7 separate regions of the Homo sapiens genome follow, and all the other regions are linked to region 1. The links are chromatin contacts, found by Hi-C or POLR2A ChIA-PET in ENCODE. All regions are on one chromosome and are shown on one strand. Each heading gives the region's core, a stretch centred on a gene start or an enhancer-like site at or near the end of the contact. The rest is flanking DNA. Distances are from core to core; before and after follow the strand shown.

What was found. A loop is a pair of places that touch in the nucleus more often than their neighbours do. ChIA-PET counts read pairs that join two places held with the same protein, here RNA polymerase II (POLR2A). Pooled maps may share reads with other maps.
Region 2: a loop to region 1 is called in a pooled map, with 9 times the contacts of the local background. The contact joins the promoter of SDE2 here to the promoter of DEGS1 in region 1. A Hi-C loop is called at or near these places in 4 of 37 single-sample maps with no recorded cell type and 9 of 50 pooled maps. POLR2A ChIA-PET finds 5 or more read pairs at or near these places in 2 of 52 experiments (A673 and activated T-cell).
Region 3: a loop to region 1 is called in a map with no recorded cell type, with 4 times the contacts of the local background. The contact joins the promoter of TAF1A here to the promoter of DEGS1 in region 1. A Hi-C loop is called at or near these places in 3 of 37 single-sample maps with no recorded cell type and 4 of 50 pooled maps.
Region 4: a loop to region 1 is called in a map of CD4-positive, alpha-beta memory T cell, with 13 times the contacts of the local background. The contact joins the promoter of MIA3 here to the promoter of DEGS1 in region 1. A Hi-C loop is called at or near these places in 1 of 168 maps with a recorded cell type or tissue (CD4-positive, alpha-beta memory T cell) and 5 of 50 pooled maps. POLR2A ChIA-PET finds 5 or more read pairs at or near these places in 1 of 52 experiments (activated B cell).
Region 5: a loop to region 1 is called in a pooled map, with 6 times the contacts of the local background. The contact joins the enhancer-like site here to the promoter of DEGS1 in region 1. A Hi-C loop is called at or near these places in 1 of 37 single-sample maps with no recorded cell type and 7 of 50 pooled maps. POLR2A ChIA-PET finds 5 or more read pairs at or near these places in 1 of 52 experiments (GM12878).
Region 6: a pooled map shows a loop between it and region 1 (8-fold over the local background). The contact joins the enhancer-like site here to the promoter of DEGS1 in region 1. A Hi-C loop is called at or near these places in 2 of 37 single-sample maps with no recorded cell type and 5 of 50 pooled maps.
Region 7: a map of naive thymus-derived CD4-positive, alpha-beta T cell shows a loop between it and region 1 (4-fold over the local background). The contact joins the promoter of LBR here to the promoter of DEGS1 in region 1. A Hi-C loop is called at or near these places in 1 of 168 maps with a recorded cell type or tissue (naive thymus-derived CD4-positive, alpha-beta T cell), 6 of 37 single-sample maps with no recorded cell type and 16 of 50 pooled maps. POLR2A ChIA-PET finds 5 or more read pairs at or near these places in 1 of 52 experiments (activated CD4-positive, alpha-beta T cell).

The regions. Positions count from the first base shown.
Region 1 is chr1:224,181,880-224,184,673 of GRCh38, reverse strand. DEGS1 (delta 4-desaturase, sphingolipid 1) reads right to left here and starts at 1,434. Exons shown (of 3, transcript NM_003676.4): 1 at 1,256-1,434. The coding sequence starts at 1,337. RefSeq lists silencers at 689-768, 929-1,308, 1,409-1,608 and enhancers at 595-1,424, 1,759-1,848, 1,425-2,255, 2,109-2,258.
Region 2 is chr1:225,997,962-226,000,755 of GRCh38, reverse strand. It overlaps SDE2 (spliceosome associated SDE2), which reads left to right and starts at 1,413. Exons shown (of 7, transcript NM_152608.4): 1 at 1,413-1,563. The coding sequence starts at 1,444. RefSeq lists enhancers at 529-578, 659-758, 779-928, 1,449-1,558 and a silencer at 1,109-1,388.
Region 3 is chr1:222,588,591-222,591,384 of GRCh38, reverse strand. It overlaps TAF1A (TATA-box binding protein associated factor, RNA polymerase I subunit A), which reads left to right and starts at 1,452. Exons shown (of 11, transcript NM_005681.4): 1 at 1,452-1,658. TAF1A-AS1 (TAF1A antisense RNA 1) reads right to left here and starts at 1,465. Exons shown (of 3, transcript NR_110613.1): 1 at 1,423-1,465; 2 at 978-1,127. RefSeq lists enhancers at 419-951, 952-1,485.
Region 4 is chr1:222,616,766-222,619,559 of GRCh38, reverse strand. MIA3 (MIA SH3 domain ER export factor 3) reads right to left here and starts at 1,463. Exons shown (of 28, transcript NM_198551.4): 1 at 1,317-1,463. The coding sequence starts at 1,449. RefSeq lists enhancers at 423-482, 763-1,645, silencers at 1,166-1,425, 1,596-1,665 and a cis regulatory region at 2,471-2,794.
Region 5 is chr1:222,653,655-222,656,448 of GRCh38, reverse strand. MIA3 (MIA SH3 domain ER export factor 3) reads right to left here. Exons shown (of 28, transcript NM_198551.4): 16 at 2,151-2,206; 17 at 1,970-2,060; 18 at 1,656-1,794. Among named protein-coding and RNA genes, the nearest start is that of MIA3, 37 kb to the right of the region's middle. RefSeq lists an enhancer at 1,238-1,477. Within about 2 kb of position 1,393, at least 10 of the 41 ENCODE cell types and tissues checked have a DNase peak (open chromatin) inside an H3K27ac peak, as active enhancers do.
Region 6 is chr1:225,443,635-225,446,428 of GRCh38, reverse strand. No RefSeq gene overlaps it. Among named protein-coding and RNA genes, the nearest start is that of LBR, 17 kb to the right of the region's middle. RefSeq lists enhancers at 1-278, 1,174-1,223, 1,724-1,793 and a cis regulatory region at 1,080-1,619. Within about 2 kb of position 1,393, at least 31 of the 41 ENCODE cell types and tissues checked have a DNase peak (open chromatin) inside an H3K27ac peak, as active enhancers do.
Region 7 is chr1:225,426,593-225,429,386 of GRCh38, reverse strand. It overlaps LBR (lamin B receptor), which reads left to right and starts at 1,349. Exons shown (of 14, transcript NM_002296.4): 1 at 1,349-1,433. RefSeq lists a silencer at 933-1,762 and enhancers at 1,595-2,266, 2,267-2,794.

The DNA.
Region 1 (2,794 bases), core at 185-2,684:
CAGGCGTAGTGGTGGGAACCTGTAATCCCAGCTACTCGGGAGGCTGAGACAGAAGAATCGCTTGAACCCAGGAGGCAGAGGTTGCAGCGAGTGGAGATCGCGCCACTGCACTCCAGCATGAGCAACAGAGTGAGACTCAGTCTCAAAAAACAAACAAACAAACAAACAAAAAACAAACACGTGCAGTCTCAAAAAACAAACAAACAAAAAACAAACACGTGCTCTGGAAGAGGCAACCGAATGCGCATTAGAATCCCCCTAGCATTTAGTCACGCGTTCTTATTTCATTTTTTAAAACAGCGATAATACCAACCAAGTAGAATTACCAAGAGGATGAAATTGGGTAATGTTTGTAAAGCATTCCACACAATCCCTAGCATATTAGGAGTAGCCTGGGAGAGATGAGCATTCTCTATGTAACACAGAAGGCCCGAATCCTCTGGAGAGTTAAGGCCTCTCAATTAGCTGTCAGGGGACCAGCAGGCCACGCCACATATTTTCCTTATTTGGCAAGTCTTCCATTTTCAGTCTTTTCATCCACAAAACCGAGATGGATGAAAAATGCCTACGAATCCGCCGTTCTTACGTCCCAGGCTTGTCGTGAGGATCAATGGGACAAGCGGCGTGAACCGACCAGGGCCCATCAAGTCCGAGAAGCCCCGGGGGGCATATGGAGGGACGCCGGCCCCCTTAACGGGCCCAAGGCCGGGACTGCGGCCGCCCCCGCCAGTACTGCCCGCCGGCGCCCGACACCCTGAGCAGGGCTCGCTGGTAGGCCCAAGGATGCCCAGGACCACACCCTGCCTAGCACTCAGGCAGCCCCAAGGCCGGCACCCGCTCACCTCGGCCCGCTCCGGAGGAGAGGGAGTGGTGAGAGGAAAGGGCGCCCACCTGAGGGCACAGGAATCTTCTAGCGAAAAGATCTACTCAAGGCTGGCACAGCCGGGGACACCCTTCGCCCCAACCGGCCGGCGTGGGCCTGGCGGGGACTCCCGCGCTCGGGGACGCGCCTGCGCCTCTTCGCGGAAGGGTCGGAGCTGCGCGGCTCCGAGGACCCGTCCCTCCCCCCGCTCCTCGCCCAGCCTCTCCCGCGCTGACCCGCGGGCTGGCGGCCCGAGCGGCGACGGGACGCGACGGGGAGCAGGCTGCTAACGGGCCTCCGGCGCCCACGACCGCGCAGGGCCCGCGAGGGGAGAGCGCGCCCCGGCGCCGGGAGGCCACGCACGCACATAACGGGGCGCCCGCTGGCCCTCACCCAGGATCTCCCGGCGCCGGTCGGCGTGCGGCTGGTCGGTGTAGACCCACTCGAAGTCTTCCCGCGAGACGCGGCTCCCCATGGCGACAGCGGTGGCTTGCAGACTAGCTGTCGGCTCTCGCTCCCAGCCGGCTGCTCAGAGGTGGCGGCGGCGGCGGCGGCTCCCCGGCTGGTGTGGTGTCGGCCGGCTGTGGCGGAGCGCGGAGGAGACGGAGGCGTGGGCGGAGTCCCGAGGCCCCGCCCCCCCCGGCCCGCCCGCCTGCCTCTCTGGGTGGAGGGCGCGTGGCGCTCCCAGGCCCCCGTGCGGGGCCGGCTCTCAGCGATTCTGGGACGCGGGGTTCTGAGCTTCGGTGACTCGGCCACCATCCAGGATGCCGCGTTCTTGCGAGTGCCCGCCCCTGCGGCCTGCTGCGCCGGAGCCCGGAGAAGATGAAAAAGGAAGGAATGGTCTCAAGTGAGATAAACCTGCCGCCCTAACGCCTCCGCGAGGGGAGCACCGGGCACGGCTACGGTCACACCGAGTCTGGAGGCCCCGGAGCCCTTCTTAAATGGCAGCTGGCCTAAGTTTTGTTTAATTTTTAAAAAGCAAATTAGCCATTGAGTCATATTTCGCTGCCTTCTGGAAATAATACCTCAGGGAAAAAATGCAGAGTGCGTGACAATTAAAAGCTAATCAAGTAAAAAGAAAACACCATTATTAAGAGGGGGTGATGATGTGGGATTTGTTGTTGTGCTTGAATTATTCTAGTGTGACCACTTCTGTTAAGAGATGATTGCTCAACCTTGCATCTACCTGTCGCAGAAGTAATCAACCACAACCTCTTCCTGAAAGAAAGGTTTTGAAACGAAACTAATTTTGTTTCAACATTAGTTACCACGTCTACATCAAAGAGCAACTTAAAGATTACAAAAAGAAGATAACCAAAGCAGGTGTGCCTCCTAGTCAAAGAACATGCTGTGCACGCGCACACGGCACACACACACACACAAATCTGATCGAGCCCCTAGATCTGACTGTTAATTTATAGAAAATAGAAAGGACATTTGGCCGGGTGCGGTGGCTCACGTCTGTAATCCTTGCACTCTGTGAGGCAGAGGCGGGTCCATCACCTGAGGTCGGGAGTTCGAGACCAGCCTGATCAGGATGGTGAAACCCCCGTCTCTACTAAAAATATAAAAAAATTAGCTGGGCGTAGTGGCAGGCGCCTGTAATCCCAGCTACTCAGGAGGCTGAGGCAGGGGAATCGCTCGAACTGGGAGGCAGAGGTTGCAGTGAGCTGAGACGGAGCCACTGCACTCCAGCCTGGGGGACAGACGGAGACTCCCTCTCAAGAAAAAAAAAAGAAAATAGAAAGGACAGAGGAATGTGTTAAACTAGGCCGTGGGGATGAAACTAGCAAGATCCAACTCTGGGAGACTATATGGGACAATGTCTGGGTTCTCTAATAAATGAAACTCAAGGCAAAAAAAGAGAAACCTGTAGATTAAAAGGAGTTTAAAAGACATACCAACCAATTGCAACGTGTTGACCTCATTTAG
Region 2 (2,794 bases), core at 164-2,663, 1.8 Mb before region 1:
CTCCTGCCTCAGCCTCCTGAATAGCTGGGATTACAGACGCGCACCACCACGCCCGGCTAATTATTGTATTTTTAGTAGAGATGGGGTTTCACCATGTTGGTGAGGCTGGTTTCGAACTCCTGACCTCGAGATCCGCCCGCCTCAGTCTCCCAAAGTGCTGGATTACAGGCATGAGCCACCGCGCCCGGCCAGTACAATCTATCTTTATTATTTTTTTTTTTGTAATTTTTATTTATCTACTGGCATCCCCATGGAGGCCCTTTCTCTCCCCAACTTTCCCTCGTGTGTGAAATAAAGACCACTGAATCTATTAACTTCCCAGGCCTTGAAATTCCATTTTCGCACATACTGCCACCGCTAAACGATTTCTGAATTTTTTGTTGTTACCCCCTCAGCTAGGAGTTCCATTTGCCAAGCATTTTAACAGCAGAGAAGGCAATTCTGTGGGCCGATGCATTTGTGTTTAGCAGGCACAGATATCTCCAAATAACCTTCCTATCTTCACACTGGTGGCTTTTGAATTGTTCAGGGTTTTAGAAATACCATAATCTCATTCTGTTAAATATTAAGGGACTCTTTCGGATTCCCTGAGCCTTAAGGTTACGTTATGCAAATCTGTCCGAGTGTGTTTCCATGGTGCAGAATAAAAGTTATGGTAGGGTTTTTTGAAGCAGCATGACTATAAACGTCACTCCTGTCACTGCCTTTCACAAGAGCCCACTTGCTGTGAAATATTTTGAAAACAGAGCTGAAGTGGAGATAACGCAGTGCACAAACAGGCGGAAATAAGAATAAACCGTGCGTGGCAGGCAGAAACCCGGAGGTTGGCTGTTTCTGGAGGGGAAGAGAAGGCTCTGTAAAGCTGGAGGAGAAACCACGCCGGCCACTGTTTAGGGGCCTCCTGGGGGTCGTTTCCCTTGCCCCCTCGGGTTGGGGAGCTCCTCTAGGCCAAGGAAGCGGCCCCCTAAAACCGCTTCCGGGACTGCAGCTTCTCTCCCCACACTCTCAAGGAGCAGAGCCTTCTCGGGCCACAATTCTCCGCGACCCAAAAATAACTACACAGATGTGAGGAAAAGGGCCAAAGCCTACAGCACAAGGTGGTTCTCAGTTAAAGCCTTATCGCTTACGGCCAGGAAGCTCGAAACCTAACCCAGCGCCAGCCTTTTATAGCCGGTCCCTCGAGCCCCGCCCTAGCAACTTCTCCTAGCAACGCCTCGCCCCGTGCTCTGCCGCCTTATCTGCCTCCGCCAGGCCTTTCCTGTTCCCCTCCCCCAGCCCGCACCGCCCCGCCGCCCGGCTCACTTGACCCGCCCCAGGGGAGGGGAGGGGTGAACGGAAGCGTGAGGGGCGGGGCGTTGGAAGATGCTCGCGTCATCAAGAGGCGCCGGGCGAGTTGCGGCGCCTGGTGTCTCAGAGAGGCTTGAGGTTCGGGTAGTCGGTGACATGGCGGAGGCCGCGGCGCTGGTGTGGATTCGCGGCCCTGGCTTCGGGTGCAAGGCGGTGCGGTGTGCCTCGGGTCGGTGCACCGTCCGGGATTTTATCCACCGGCACTGCCAAGATCAGGTGAGGATTTCGGTTCCTGTTAGGAAGGAGAAAGAGGCAGACAGGTGGCAGCGCTGGGTGCGGAGTAGGTCTGTCCGGGGCGGGGGTACGTTTATTCTCTGGGGTTTTCACTCGTTGAGGCTGAGAGTTCCTCAGTGTTAAGGTGCTTCGAATTGTTACTGAGACCTTCCTTTGCTTTTCTTTTGTGGTGGTGGTTTTGCCTTCCCACCAAGAGGGAGAAAAAAACTGTTACAGGCACTTAGTCCCGCTCACAGTTACAAATACTTTGTTTCTCTTTCTTTATCCGTAAATATAATGGTCTTCTGGCAGTTGGGCCGGCTGATTTTTAAGGCTCCAGTCTTCACCTTCTTACTATGGTTATGTGACGTGTATTTTGTCCACTCATCACACAGCCTTGTTAGCCCCAGCCTAGAGAAGTATGTCATATCCAAACCCAGGCCAAAGGATGATTGGGAAGGAAAATTGATTCTTCTGGTCAGTCGTTGTGACCAAGCATTCACACGTGTGTCCTGTTGAGGGCCTGGGTTCTTAGGGCCTGTTACGTAGAAGTGTTCACTATTAATTTGATGGTCTCATTTGTCCGTGCATATTTGTGAAAACCTACCAGGGACTTCCAGAGTTACACGTGAGCTTTTACTGAACTTTCAAGTAAGTAAGCTTTTACCAGCTATAAGATATTAAACCTGTTCAGTTGTCAAAAGAATTTAGTGGTTTCCCTGAATCTAATTTTAATGTTGGCACTTGATCTAGAACTCTGTTCTTTCCGCACCTCATCCGTGCTTTCCTCGGCTATTTCCTCTGCTTACTATTTATAAGCTTAACAAATGTTAACACTGCAGTCTAGACCAAAATTTTAAGAGACTTGGATCGATTCCGTGAAGAAGCAATGTGTGTTTGCAAATAATACGGTTTTTCACTTTCCATGTTTTCCTTCCTGCTCTGTAATCCAGTCTAAAAACTGTAAGCACAACTGTTTTTGACCATGAAAATAATTGCATTCTAATTCCTTTGAAAATAATTCTTATTTCATGAGTACAGTGTTCTTTTCTCCCCCTCCCCCACCCCCGACGGAGTTTGACTCCCGTTGCCCGGGCTGGAGTGCAATGGCGTGATCTCGGCCCACTGCAACCTCCGCCTCGCTGAGTTCAAGCGGTTCTCCTGCCTCAGCCTCCCAAATAGCTGGGATTGCAGTCGCCCGCCACCATGCCTGGCTAATTTTTGTATTTTTAGT
Region 3 (2,794 bases), core at 203-2,702, 1.6 Mb after region 1:
TCCATGTAAAATCATTTCTGGGCTGGTTTTGGTGAATTTACACCTCAAGCCAATGGGAGAAAAGTAGCCAGACTAAGCCTCTAGACAAGAAAGTAATGATTATGTATGTTATTTTGTGTGTGGTCTCCTGGACTACGCATAATTTATGTTAGCCCTGCCTGTAGAGTTAGAGCACAAGCTTGAGTGAGGACTCAAGAACTAATGACAGAGAGAGCAGCAGAAGGAACTTTTCTTGCAAGTCCTTAACTACTGCATATTGTTTTATGCAGAAGACAACATAGAATCAACTATTTGTAGCATTTTAAGGAATCCATGTACAAAATTTTTTTTGACAGGGTCTCATTCTGTCGCCCAGGCTGGAGTGCAGTAGGGTGATCACAGCTCACTGCAGCCTCGACCTCCCTGGGCTCAGGTGATCCTCCCACCTCATCCTCCCGAGTAGCTGGGACTAGAGGCATGCATCATCACCCCAGCTTATTTTTTTTTATTTTTATTTTGTAGGGACGGGGTTTCATCATGTTGACTAGGCTGGTTTCGAACTCCTGAGCTCAAACTTTCCGCCTGCCTCGGCCTCCCAAAGGGCTGGGATTACAGGCATGAGCCACCGCGCCCGGCCTCAAACTCTTACCAGACCCTTTAATTTCCTCTCCGATACTCCGATTCTACTCAAACTGTTCACCTACACAGAGGAAACTCAGTGATTCCTGGGGGAGCCTATGCTATATTTGTGCATCCTCATTTGTGGACAAAATTCTTTCTTGCTGTGACTTGAAAGCAGCCTCCCTTTACCTTTCACTTATTAGTCCTAGTTCTGTTCTCTGCTGCTAAGAAAAAGGGTCTGATCCTTCTTTCACTGATCAGCCCTCCAAATATTGGAGAAGCACACTGCGTTTCCATGGGCCTGCAGTCCTTTTCCGGGATCATCTTCCCTAGAACCCCTCAACTGTCTCTCATTTCACACGGTTTAACCATCTTACCTTTAACCCATATTTCATTTGTTTGTCTCAATGTCCCTCATGAAAGTTGACCCAGACGGGTCCGCAGAACAACTTTTGCTGAGAAGGCAAAGGAAATTCTCGCCCAAATTGTGGAGAAGGCAGTCGAACCAATTAAACCTAAAGCTAAAACTGTAATAGAAAAGAACTTTCAAGCTCGCAATGAAAAGGCTATGCATGGATTTATCTCATCACAGCCACTAGCCACACCTCCACTCGTGCAGTGCGCCTGCGAGCCGAGCAGAAACCAATGGCCCATCGTAGTGAATTTCTCGGGTAAAGTGACATTCTCCGCTTTTGAATGCTCCCTTCGCCCAGCCGCCAACCCCTCGCCCCAATTTCCATTTTAAATGAAAGTCTCCCACTTTCTAGCTGAGACAGACAAAAATAAAACTCGGGCAAAACCAATCGCAGAGAGGCAGCTCACTGTCACTTCCTGGGTCACTTCCAGAAGTCACTTCCGGGGTCGAGGCGAGGCCAACGATACGCCTGCTGCAGCAGGAGGAGTTACGAGCCGGGCCGCGCGCTGCCTAAATACCTAAACCAGGTTTAGCGCCTGCTCATATAAAGCTCTCCTAACTCGTCTTCCGGTGGGAATTTCTTCACGTGGGCCGGAGTCGGAGACTGAGTTTAGCTTTACTGAGGAGCTCTAAATTTAGGCGGGTAAGTGCCGCAGATATCGCCCGTGGTTCCTGCGTTTAAATGGAACGGGAAGGGGTGTGTCAGGATTCATCCATGTTCTCCTGATATTTCCTCCTAATACCTGAAACCCTTGGGGTCTGAAAACGAAAGAAGGGGATAGAGAAGCTTTGGTTGCCGTGGCAACTGCGGGTCACCAATTTGGGTTTTTGAGGATTTGGAAAGGGAGGATTTGTGTAACTACTCCTGAAAACACGTGATGGGTCGGATTCAAATTCAGTTGTTACTTATAATTCATACTCCTAGCCACATGCTTTGAATTTAGAAGGTTTACTCTGGGTATAATGCAGAGATGCAAAATCTGAGCCAGGGTAATTGTTTAGAAAGCTGATGCGGTAATCTAGGCACTGTTTGAAGGGGTCTTGAACTAGAGTAGTGCTGTAGGATTGAAGAGGGGAAATAGGGGAAATTTGGAGGTAGTATCAGGGGCACTAATACTCGATTTCATATGGGTAATGAGGAAGGGGCCCTGAGCATCTTTAGGAGTAAGTCTAAACTCACCTTGGCTTATGATGATTTTTCTAGGTTCGTTTCTCACCTTCCGCACCCCTCCTCCACACGCACCTCGAATTCTAGTCATGCCAAGTAGTTTGGTGTTCTATTTCCTAGACTATCGTCCTCACCATTTTTTGTGATGTTAGGCAGGTTCCATCATTTCACTAAGCCCCTCAGTTTTTTCAACCTTCACATGGAAGAAAGTAATAGTACCCACCTCAGGATTGCTGTGGGGATTAAATTAGATAATTTATACTTCTAGTGCATAGTAAGGGCCTAATAAATATTAGCTGCTACTTCTATTCTTACTGTACTTTTCATATTGTTTTGTTATTATACGTTTTGCTGTTTCTTCGTCTAGACTTGAGATTTTTTAAATTAGAGGGGCAGTATCTTATTTATCTTTACATGGACTTGAAACATTAGTGGTTCGGTCTTTAATGGATCATTCATTTTGGCTGTTGCTGACATAGTTAAATTCATTTTTTACTTTAAAAGAGCTGACAGGTATAATGCATTTTGCTAATCAAATTATATTTATTAGATAAAAAGATAGCCGTTTTTCTGTACAACTCAGAAGACTGTGGATTAAGATGTACAGAAAG
Region 4 (2,794 bases), core at 214-2,713, 1.6 Mb after region 1:
GGCAGTTGTACCGCTTTTGTAGTGTTTATTTACATCAACCACAGGGTTATCTCTAGGAATGGCTTCACACTCATTAGAGATCTCTTTTCTTGATTAGTGTTGTAGAGATACAAACAGTTCATATTATGAAATTCGGTTTTGATAACATCAATTTGAATATAAATAGCTAAACCATAGAGTTCTTGGCCTTCTTAAAATGAATACGTTTCTATAGGCATTGCTTAACAGTGTATGAAAAACCGTTTCTGCAGTGGCTATCAGTAAGTTACAAGGTTGAGACGGTCTGGGAGGCCCTAAAATGATCCTGGTCCGGCGAACATAGAGGGAAGAGGTTTCAACACGCAAGCGGCTAAGGCTAAACCAAGCTTGGCTTATGAGACCCTTGGAGTATTTACTGTCATTCCTGTAATAACCTTCTTCATCTGAGCCTGAAGATCTGTGCCCTCTCCACCGCCCACCTCCAATCCCAGACTGGAGAGCAATTCCGCTTCCTGCGCACAGAAGAGGAGGCTGCCGGTCCCAGGTGGCCGGTGCAGATCCTCGGTCTCTGCAGAGCGAAAGATTTTGGTCTTCCTGCAGTCCTGCCTAGCAGTCTGCAAGGCGGCTTCCAAGCACAGAAACGACAGGATTGATCAAAGTCGGGGCAGAGACCTCGGAATACAATGAGTGCTTGGACTCCAGACTCGTCCCAAACCTAAACTCCCAATTCCTGTTCAAAAGGCGGTACAAGCCCAAATCCCAATAAAGCAGAAGGGCAAAGGAGCAGCGCCAGGGAGCCTTTCCAAACAAACCCCACCATCAACCTGCCACTGGGAAAACGCCCACCGAGCCCTTAGCGCATCTGCCGGGGTGATGCACCCACCGAGGTCCCCGCAGCGCGGGCAGGAAAGCTTTGGTTGCGGCGTGGGGAGCCCAGACGCGCGGCGCGCAACCACATCTACCCTCCGAGCCCAGGCGGATTGGGGGGGTGGGAAGGGGACGCTGTGAGCCACTATTGGGGAAGCCGGGGACCACCGCAAGCAACCCCCCGCCTCAGCAGAGGAAAAATAAAACGCTGGCAACAAGTGGGAGGTGCAGCCCCCATGGTCAGGCCCGAGGGGCCGGGCGCAGGCAGAGCGGGAGAAGGCAGACACAGGGACCCGGAGCGCGCCCACCCCCGCGTTCAGCCCATCCCGCCTGCGACCCCCGGGCCGGCCAGGGGCTGCGGAACTCCCGTCCCCGCACAGCCCAGGCGGCGCCGCCGCGGAGACCCCCGGGGCCGGCGGAGACCCCAAGGCCAGCCGCCCCGAGGCCAGCCGCCCCTCCAGCGCACTCACTGCTGCATTCGTCGTCCGCGCAGAGTTTGTGCTCCGAGAACCGCCGGCCAGTGCTGGGGTCCAGCTGGCCCGGCACCCGCCAGGGCAGCCGGAGCACGAGCAGCCAGACGAGCAGCCCAGGCGCCGCAGCCATGTTGTGGTCACCTCGGGGAGCCGGTGACGCGGAGGAGGAGGCCGGGGCGGGCGCAGAGGGGCGGGACGGGGGCGGGGACGGGGCGGGGACGGGGGGGCTGGGGCGGGGGCTGGGGCGGGGACGGGGCGGGGACGGGGGCGGGGACGGGGGCGGGGGCGGGGGCGGGGACGGGGCGGGGACGGGGGCAGGGACGGGGGCAGGGACGGGGGCAGGGACGCGGGCAGGGACCAGGCGGAGCGCCGGGGGCATGTGGGAAGACAAGCGCAGAGGGGCGGCGCCCGCGAAGGTCTGAGCAGTTTCCGACTGACACGTCAGCAGAGGCTCTAGGAGGGATGCGGGAGACCTCCAGGAGGAGGACTGACAGCAGCCTCCTCCTCTCCTCGAAGCCTTCTCCTCTGGTCGCTGCCGTGGCAACCAGGACTCCCTCGCCCAATCACCTGCCTTTGCCCCAGTCCCTCGCAGCACCTCCGCGTGACTCCATTCTTAGTTCACCCCTCCCCGCGCGCTTGGGTCCCCCAACCCTGCGCCATCTCAACAGGTCCCTTCTGGCGCCTTCTCGCAGTTTCTGGTTTGTGGCCTGTCCCGAACCAGCCCCCCACTTCACCCCGCTACTTCACCCCGCTACCCCCACTCTTGGCATGGTACCTCCTTTTCTGAACTGCCAAATCCCACCCGCGATTTGCCACTGTTAGTCTCTGGTTTCAGGCTCCCTCCTTTTCAGCCTCCCAGGGCTTCCTTGGGGGCACCATCCCGTGGTGCTCTTTGATTAAGAAAGGGGGAGGTGAGTGGAATAGGGGGCTGAGGATATAAATCAGAGCCCGTGGCCTGCTTGGTCGTTGATAGAAATGGGTAATGGTCCTTGGGCTGAGATCTTGAGATTCCTAGATCTATATCCATAGGAAAAAAGTAAATTAATTTAATAACAGTGTGATGAGCTTCCATTTTATACTTATTTCATGCCAGAATTAAGATTAATCTTCACAACAATCGCACCTTAGAGTAGTAGGTCCTATTATGATCCCCATTTCAGAGATGACTACCTTAAGGCATTCAAACACCTAGTGAGTGATGGAGCTAAGATTCAAACCCAGGTAGTATGCTCCTTTTTAATCACAGCTCTGTAAAGCCTCCATCAAGCAACAAGCAATTTTTGTACTTTCTTTCTGAGCAGGGAAGCAAAATCTTATTTAAATCATACTATAACTGGATGATTTATATGTGCAGTTAAAAAAGCGGGGGACTGCATGAGCAGGTCAGCCCAGAGAAGAGTGGCTACAATGCTCTCCAGAAGAGTGGCTACAATGCTCTCCAGCCCTGGTTGAAGAACTTGGCATCTGTCTGTGAC
Region 5 (2,794 bases), core at 144-2,643, 1.5 Mb after region 1:
ATAGATTCCTCAAAGAAACTTTAAAACTAGAGGATAACTGGTTATCTTTAAAGTGCTGATACTAAACAACTATCGAAATTCCAGAACCAGCAGAAAGATCCTTTTAAAATGGAGTCAAACTAAAGACATTTTCATACAAAAGTAAACTCACTGAACCTGCATTAAAGTATATTCTTTGGCCGGGCGCGGTGGCTCACACCTGTAATCCCAGCACTTTGGGAGGCCGAGGCGGGTGGATCACGAGGTCAGGAGATTGAGACCATCCTGGCTAACACAGGTGAAACCCCATCTCTACTAAAAATACAAAAAAAATTAGCCGGGCATGGTGGCGGGCGCCTGTAGTCCCAGCTACTCGGGAGACTGAGGCAGGAGAATGGCATGAACCTGGGAGGCGGAGCTTGCAGTAAGCTGAGACCACGCCACTGCACTCCAGCCTGGGCGGCAGAGTGAGACTCTGTCTCAAAAAAAAAAAAAAAAAAAAAAAAGGGAAAGAAAGTCTGGAGATACGTGATTAGCTAGGGGACTGGCATAAAAGATGACAAGGGCCTGAATTAACACAGTGACTTTAGGGGTGGACAGTAGAGTACAAACCACACATGGAGACTGAATGAATTTTGGGGAAGTTGAATAAAACACTGCCACATCAATGGGTTAACTGTATCACGAAGAAAAACAGTTGCCATTTACGTAATTCACATTACTATTGGAGGCAGAGAAGTGCTCTTTTTTAAAAAGTAATGAAATGAGGAATGTCTCTCTGAAGCAGGACAGGCATTTATTTAGAGCTGGCCTGAACAAAACCTGGAAAATCTAAACTGGCTGCCTGGTGAGCAAAGAATTAGAGAAAAAGTTAATGGTATGGTTTCAATATTTAATGGCATACAGCAGTAGCAGTCTAAGCATTTAAAAAAGTTAAATTTGCTTAGCAAGAGAGGCCTCCTCACACACTGCCATATACACCAAAGAGTAAAACATAAGAGCAAACACAAATAGCAACTGCCACAGATAACCTATTTTTAGAGAATTCAGATGTTTTTGTGGACAAAAAACTTGAACTATAAAAATATACCTCTCAAAAGGTACCTCGCTCGAAATTTGAGATATGTATTTCAGAGGATTATTATCTAAATATACACACCAAATAGTTCTACATTCAAAACTCCTAATATCTTTGCCACAATTATGTTTAGTTTGAATATTTTACTCTGTGAAGTCCAAAACTAAATGTACCTTCAATAAGTAAATTTTCCTTTTTTGAAGTTTTTATTCTACTAAAACACGTCATACAAATCCCTCAGACTGTTTAAAGGAAATTACATAATTGACCACAAAGAAAGGAAAGTGAAACAAGTGGCGGAGCCACAGACAAGGCATGGCCAGATCTTCAAAAGAGAAGCACTCCCACAGCAGCGACCGTCAGTACCAGTACACTGCTCCCCCTTAAGTGAGTTACAGGCAACAGTTTTTGACTACTGGTTAGAAAGGAAAGAAAAATGCAGCTTATGAGAAACAAAGCAGAAAGAAAGAAAGACAAATTTATACTAATTACAGATGCAAAAGAGTACAATCCTGAAAAACGATAACATTATCTATATTAGTACACATTTATTTACTGACATGACAATACAGTTAACAGTAAATGATGATAATCTTACTTTTGCAAAGCCATCTCCTTCTGCTGATAGAGCTCATTCAGAATCTCCACTTTCTGCCTCAAGGTTTTGCATTCATCTTCCAGTCCAGCTTTGGCAGCTTGTAGTGAGTTGCGGTCATCTTCCAATTTCTTTACCTGGTCTGTAAAGGATAAAACATTTGAGTTCCATATGTGTGCACAAGAACTTGAGAACTTGGTTGGGGGCTGGTGCTGAGAGAAATGAGAAGTATGAAAGCAGGAAGCCGCTCTTTATCTTTCTAATGCAATTTTGTATCTTTCCAATATATAGCAATTTCTTCTCAAGAAGCAACCTACCTTCCAGGTTACATTTAGTGGACACGGAGGCTCTTAGCTTAAGCTGTAAAAGCTTTAGATCCTCTTCAACTACCGATATTGCAGTCTGTGTCTAAAAATTGCAGAAGAGACAAGTATTCATAAAAGTGAGGCATAGTAAAAGTATTCACAGGCAATTATGGGACTCTAAAAACGATTATACCCGAGAGACATCCATCATCTGCTTAATTTGATTTTTCATCTTCTCATTCCGGTCACCTAAAAAACAAAAGGCTTTCTTTCATTGCTTTTTCTTCCCTTGCTTTTTAAATCTATATTTTCTTGATTTACCCAAAACTAAACAATTGTCATGTTCAAACATTTAAAGAACAAACAAAAACAGAAAAGGATTAGACTGACTTTTAAGAGAACTGCAAACTTAAGACTGAAAAAGTGAATTCCCATTTGTACAATAAACATGTTATACATGCCATTATTGAGCAAGAAGAAACATGTGAGATAAAGCTCTTTCTTCCATCTGGGCTTAGTGTCTTATTCAGAAAGATTCCCTCCTATTCTCCTCCAGAATCTACTACCAGGTGTGGTTTAAAACACCCACTACACAAGCAATATCCAACTTGAGAGAGGGCATCTAGAAACATTTTCCTCATCAGTAAACACTGCAACACTATAGCCTCCACTCTCATGGCCTTAGTTTATGGATCCAACCACCTCAGTACTCTCAAAACCAGTTGTGGTTTTCTTTCATGGCCTTAGTCAGTTTATGCCTCCAACCACCTCAGTACTCTTAAAACCAGTTGTGGGCCTTAAAACCACACAGCTACTGAGATGACAAGTTTTAAAATG
Region 6 (2,794 bases), core at 144-2,643, 1.3 Mb before region 1:
GCTGCAGGAAGCTTCTCACAGGGAATAGTCCACACTGTAATCTACCTCAGGCAGGTGTGCTGCTGGGAAACTCAGTTAATGATGTCTAATCTTTAAGAGCCATGGGAAACTCAGGAAGACCTAGCTGGACAGATACTACTCAGACATTTTCTCAAATAAGTGTGGCAGAGCCACTCCTCATCTGGTTCTTCCAGTCTTAGTTACCTGCCGAGCCAGGTGTGGCAGGTGTCAGGTACAGGGATCTGGGAGCTCAGAGAGCAGTAGCAGGAGCTTTAGGCTTCAGTTTTTTCTCCCACTTGATGGCCCCAGACGCCTTGGTGAAGTGAAATGCTCCCTGCCTGGGGCTCCAGGATGCCTTCGAGTGACTGCCTTAAGGTTATTGTGTTTTCTTGTGGCTACGCCAGGATGTTCTGCTTCACCAAGCATTTCCATCCTCAATCGTCATGTCCCTACTGAAACTCTGTGTTCTCTTCTCAAGCAATTTTCTGGTAAAAACATTTTCCTGGCTAGCCTGTAAGCATTGCTGTCTAGCTTTTGTGTTAGCACTGATTCAGATGGCCACTACCCACTCTGTGCAGCAGACTTTCAAGACCAAGCAGACTGATAGGCAGGCAGGAGGGTGGAGTTCTCTACCTGCTGGAATGCCCTGAGGCCCAGAGAAGGGATGGACAGGGCATCAGTGTCTCTCCCGTGTCTCTCTTGCCTTCAACCACTGACTCACCCATGTTGTTTCTCACTTAAGTTAAAACACACAGAGGGGCTGTTCTTAGAGAAAGTCTAACTCGGCTGGGCGTAGTGGCTCACGCTTACAATCCAGCACTTTGGGAGGCCGAGGCAGGCAGGTCATCTGAGGTCAGGAGTTTCAGACCAGCCTGGCCAACATGGTGAAACCCCGTCTCTACTAAAAATACAAAAATTAGCTGGGCATGGTGGCGCACACCTGTAGTCCCAGCTATTCAGGAGGCTGAGGCAGAGAATCGCTTGAACCTGGCAGGCAGAGGTTGCAGTAAGCAGAGATCACCATTGCACTCTAGCCTAGGTAACAAGATCGAAACTGTCTTAAAAAAAAAAAAGTCTAACTCTACTTTTGATCAAATTGTATTCTTGCAAACAATTTTGCAAGAAATTGATTGTCTCATTTTGATGCCATGATGACATTTTGGGAAATGTTTCCAAGTTGTTACAGTTTTCTAGCTGCCAGGACCTGGGTGCTTCCTGTGGCAGACAAAGGGTGACTCCGCGCATAGGGTGCCAAGAGGGAGGGCTCCACTCCATTCTGAACTTTTACACATCAGCCTCCTGCAAGATAAGCTTCCTGGTTTTCATATTACAACATGAACCAAACCGCAGAGGTTATGACTTCTCTGTGTTTTAAGCCCTGCCCACTTCCTGCTCACGTGCCTGGTCTGCAACGACCATTTATTTCAGGATGTGAAGTCAAAAGCAAAGCCCAAACAATAGTGAGCGGCTTCTGAGCCAAGCTCGTCAGCCTGCTAACCCACTCAGAACTGCCCCATCTTCAACATGAACAAGTGCTTCTGGAACAAATACCAGCCAATTTCACACAGTCCAGGCCTTTGACATGAAATACGGATCAGCTCTACATTTATGCACGACAATGTCGATTTGTTATCTGTTGGAGTGATTGTATACCTTCGGTGGTAGAACTGAGGTTCCCAGGGGAGCTATTAAGAAAAAAGCTTTTCTGGCACGGGTGCGGTGGCTCACGCCTGTAATCCCAGCACTTTGGGAGGCCAAGGCTGGTAGATCACCTGAGGTCAGGAGTTCGAGGCCAGCCTGGCCAACATGGTGAAACCCCATCTCTACTAAAAATACAAAAATTAGTTGGGCGTGATGGCGCATGCCTGTAATCCCAGCTACTTGGGAGGCTGAGGCAGGAGAATTGCTTGAACCTGAGAGGCAGAGATTGCAGTGAGCCAAGATCGAGCCACTGCACTCCAGCCTGGGTGACAGAGCAAGACTCCATCTCAAAAAAAAAGAAAGAAAGAAAGAAAGAGTTTTTCTGGCTAGGTGTGGTGGCTTATGCCTGTAGTCTCAGCTACTTGGGAGGCTGAGGTGGGAGGATTGCTTGAGCTGGGGGAGTTTGAGGCTGCAGTGAGCTATCACACCACTGCACTCCAGCATGGGTGACAGAGCAAGACCCTGTCTCGGGGGAGAAAAAAAAATGCAAATGCTTTCCTGACAGAACTAAGAGAGTTTGGAACTAGGGTTCTATAAAGTCAGCCCTGGTGTGGGACTTCTGTTATTACAGAGAGTACAGAAAGTGTCCTAAAAGGACAGCTGGGTGGCTGGGCATGGTGGCTCACATCTGTAATCCCAGCACTTCGGGAGCAGAGGTAGGCGGATCACCTGAGGTCAGGAGTTCGAGACCAGACTGGCCAACATGGTGAAACCCTATCTCTACTAAAAATACAGAATTAGCTTGGCATGGTGGTGCATGCCTGTAATCCCAGCTACTTGGGAGGCTGAGGCAGGAGAATCATTTGAACCCAGGAGGTGGAGGTTGCAGTAAGCTGAGATTGCACCATGGCACTCCAACCTGGCCAAAAAGAGCGAAACTCCATCTCAAAAAAAAAAAAAAAAAAAAAAAAAAAAAAGACAGCTGGCCAAACAGCAATAGGCTGATCATGTGTATTTAGCGCACATGGGCACAGCCCATGGCACCAAGGGGGACATCGAGGTCACAGATGAAAAGACTTGCTCTCATAGTGCTTACAGTTTATGAGCCAACAGCCACGTTAAGCAACAGCCTTCACTGGATATATAATTAGGG
Region 7 (2,794 bases), core at 100-2,599, 1.2 Mb before region 1:
AAGACAATTGAGACTTGGGGGTTTGTCAAAAATAAAAGATTTTCTGACTTTGGAGTGCGATGTGCATTTCTGTTGCACAGATCTCCACCAAGGGCAAATTCGATGGCAATGACAATTTGATGTCAGAACTTCTCAGGAAAGGCTCTGATGAACTCATTCACACTGCATGTGAATGACTGAGAAAACTCGATGTATTTTCACTTTTTTTTTTTTAAGAAGTAAACCTGGGTGTTTTGTAGTTCTATGAGAAAATGAAAGCTGAAGCTAGGCTATAGATGAAAAGTTCTATTCATTATTACAATTTAATAATGCTTCCAAAATAGCAATTCACTTAAATATACCTAGTTAGGGTGTTAAGAAATACTTTGATTAAAACCACACTGCAAAATAGGGAACTTCAATGGACTGCTTTAAACTCTCGACCTCAAAGGAAGGAAATCAACTAACCGATAATGAAAACTAGCAGAAAAAAAAAAGCTTAGGATCCGTAACAGATTCGGAGTCAACAATGACATGACTCAGCATTTTGGGGTTCAATTAAAACCAGGCTTGTAGGTTGCAGGTCAAGTTGTGTTTCGGTGTGTAACGCATAAAACTTCTTGTTCCACGCTCCGCGGTGTTGGGGATTTTCTACTGCATCTCGACAGCATCTCGGGTAACAACCGAGCCCCTCCTCGCAGCGTAAGTCGTAGGAGCCCTCGGCCATTCTTCCCCCTCCCTCCCGCCGCCGGTCCCAGCATCGGTCCGGGTTCGCTTCTACGCAGGTTCAGCGGCCGCGGACACAAAAGCGCCCCTGCTCGCCTTCGATGCCGCTGCTTGGTCCAGGGGCTTCTGTGGGATTTTAACACGCTAAGGAGGGCACTCATAGTGTTTTACCGAGAAACGCTTTCGAGCTCGGATCTTTGGTGATCACTTCAAGAATGTATTAGTTTTCTTTGTAGCTTAAAAAAAAATCTCGTTCGCCAAGCCACCTGGCACCCCAAACACTGCTGCGAGCGCTGGGAGGGAAAGGGCGGGAGCGCGCGGGCTCCGTGTGCTGCGAGGGCGCCTGGGCGGCTGAGATAAGGCGGTGGCAAACGTCGCGCTCCGGGCCGCCCCGCCAGACTCGGTTTCCCCCGCTCACCGGCCTCCCCGCCCCCAGGCAGGGTGGGGCGGGGCGGACGCGCCACGGCGCGCGACCAATCGACAGCGCCGGGGATGATTCAAAAGGTCGAGGAGCCAATGGGAGCCCCGGGCGGCCTCGCCGGTGGGGAGGGGAGGCGAGGGGAGGGGAGAAGCGCCGCGAGGCGGGGCCGGGGAGGCGCGCGCCCGGCTTGCGGGACTGCGGGGCGCGAGAGCGCGGCCGGGTAGCGTCGCGCGCGTGGATCTGCCGCCGGGTTGCTGTGCGACTATTCTCCGGGAGCCGTCCGTGTCACCGCCGGAACCTGGCGCAGGTGAGTGCTTCCACCCCCGCCCTGCTCCCAGCTCCCCGCGGCGCGTTCTTCGAGGGGCCGCTGGGGGAGGAAGCCCGAGGCCGGCGCAGCGGCCGGGCCGGGGACCCTGGGCGCGGGGCCTGGCGCGGCGGCCTTCCCCTCCTCTCCTCGCCTCCTCGTCTCCTCCCCTCCTCGCCTTTTCTGGCCCAGTCGGGTGGTCGGGGCGGCGGCGGGCGAGGCTGGAGCTCGCCCGAGCCGGGCCCGCTGCGGAAATGGAGCTGGGGGTTTTAAACTGCGGACGTTTCCCTCCATGTTGGCGGCGCGGCGCGGCTGTGGAGCGGCGGCGGCAGGGAGGGTTCGTGGGCGCCTTTGTCCTGCCCCACCGCAGCCTGGCTCCCGGCCCCTCCGAGCGCCCGTCTGACAGATGAGCAGGCGGCCCCGCGGTCCTGCAGTAGGAGGCTGACAGGGCGCGGCGGCCTGGCGGGACGGGGAAGGGTCTGCGGCCGAGGTGGGCTTAGATTCGCGCTGCTTGTCACTGGCTTTGAGGGTCGTGGTCGTCGCGGTTTGGTGATTCTCCAGGCACACTGCATGGCTGCTCGCTCCTATGCGTTGAATTCCTTCGCCCGGACAGTCTCAAAAATCGGGTATTTAGGCGGGTGTGCGTGTTCCTGCTAAAGCACGGTCCTGCTTTTTCACCTTTTTGAGGGTTCAGAAAAATGTTCTAATGACAGCCAGCCTCGCACTGCCAGTAGCCTCAAGGGGCACTTAGTAAAGCACTTGCTTTCGGAGGGCTTTGTTGAAGGCGCTTTCCCAGAGTGATTACGGGGCCCGGTCGGGTGTTCACACGAGGGCGCGGTAGATACCGTGGTCCGCGCGTGGACACCTGCAGCGCGAGGCGCGGCGCCTGGGCAGTGCCAGGGTGAACAGGCCCCCGGGGACCTTGCACGTAAACACGTGTAGATCTGTAGTTACGCATTGTAGTAACTGGTGTGTGGGAGAAGATGGAGCTACGGAGAAGAGCAGAGGGATCCTAATTTAGATTAGGCAACAAGTCCAGTTTAAGTTTTGTTTCTCAGGCTGCCTGGGAAGAGGGAGAAGAACGAGCAGGAGGGGAATGATGAGCTGCCCAAGGATGTTTATGGGGAAGAAGGCGCTTCTGCCTTTACAGCCAGGAAGGTGGCCTTTCTGTTGCTTCATGAAGCAAAGGGCGCGGAGCAAGGCCCGGGGTTCCTGTTTGCATTTTGCCTAGTGGGGCTACCGGGGCTCAGGTGTGAAAAGGAAGCTGTCCAACGTCATTCGAGCGTCTTGCTCTATGCCACGTTTAGATGAATTTGGAGAAGTGAAGGAAAGATGGCTGGAGACCCCTGTAATGTTAATGAGCA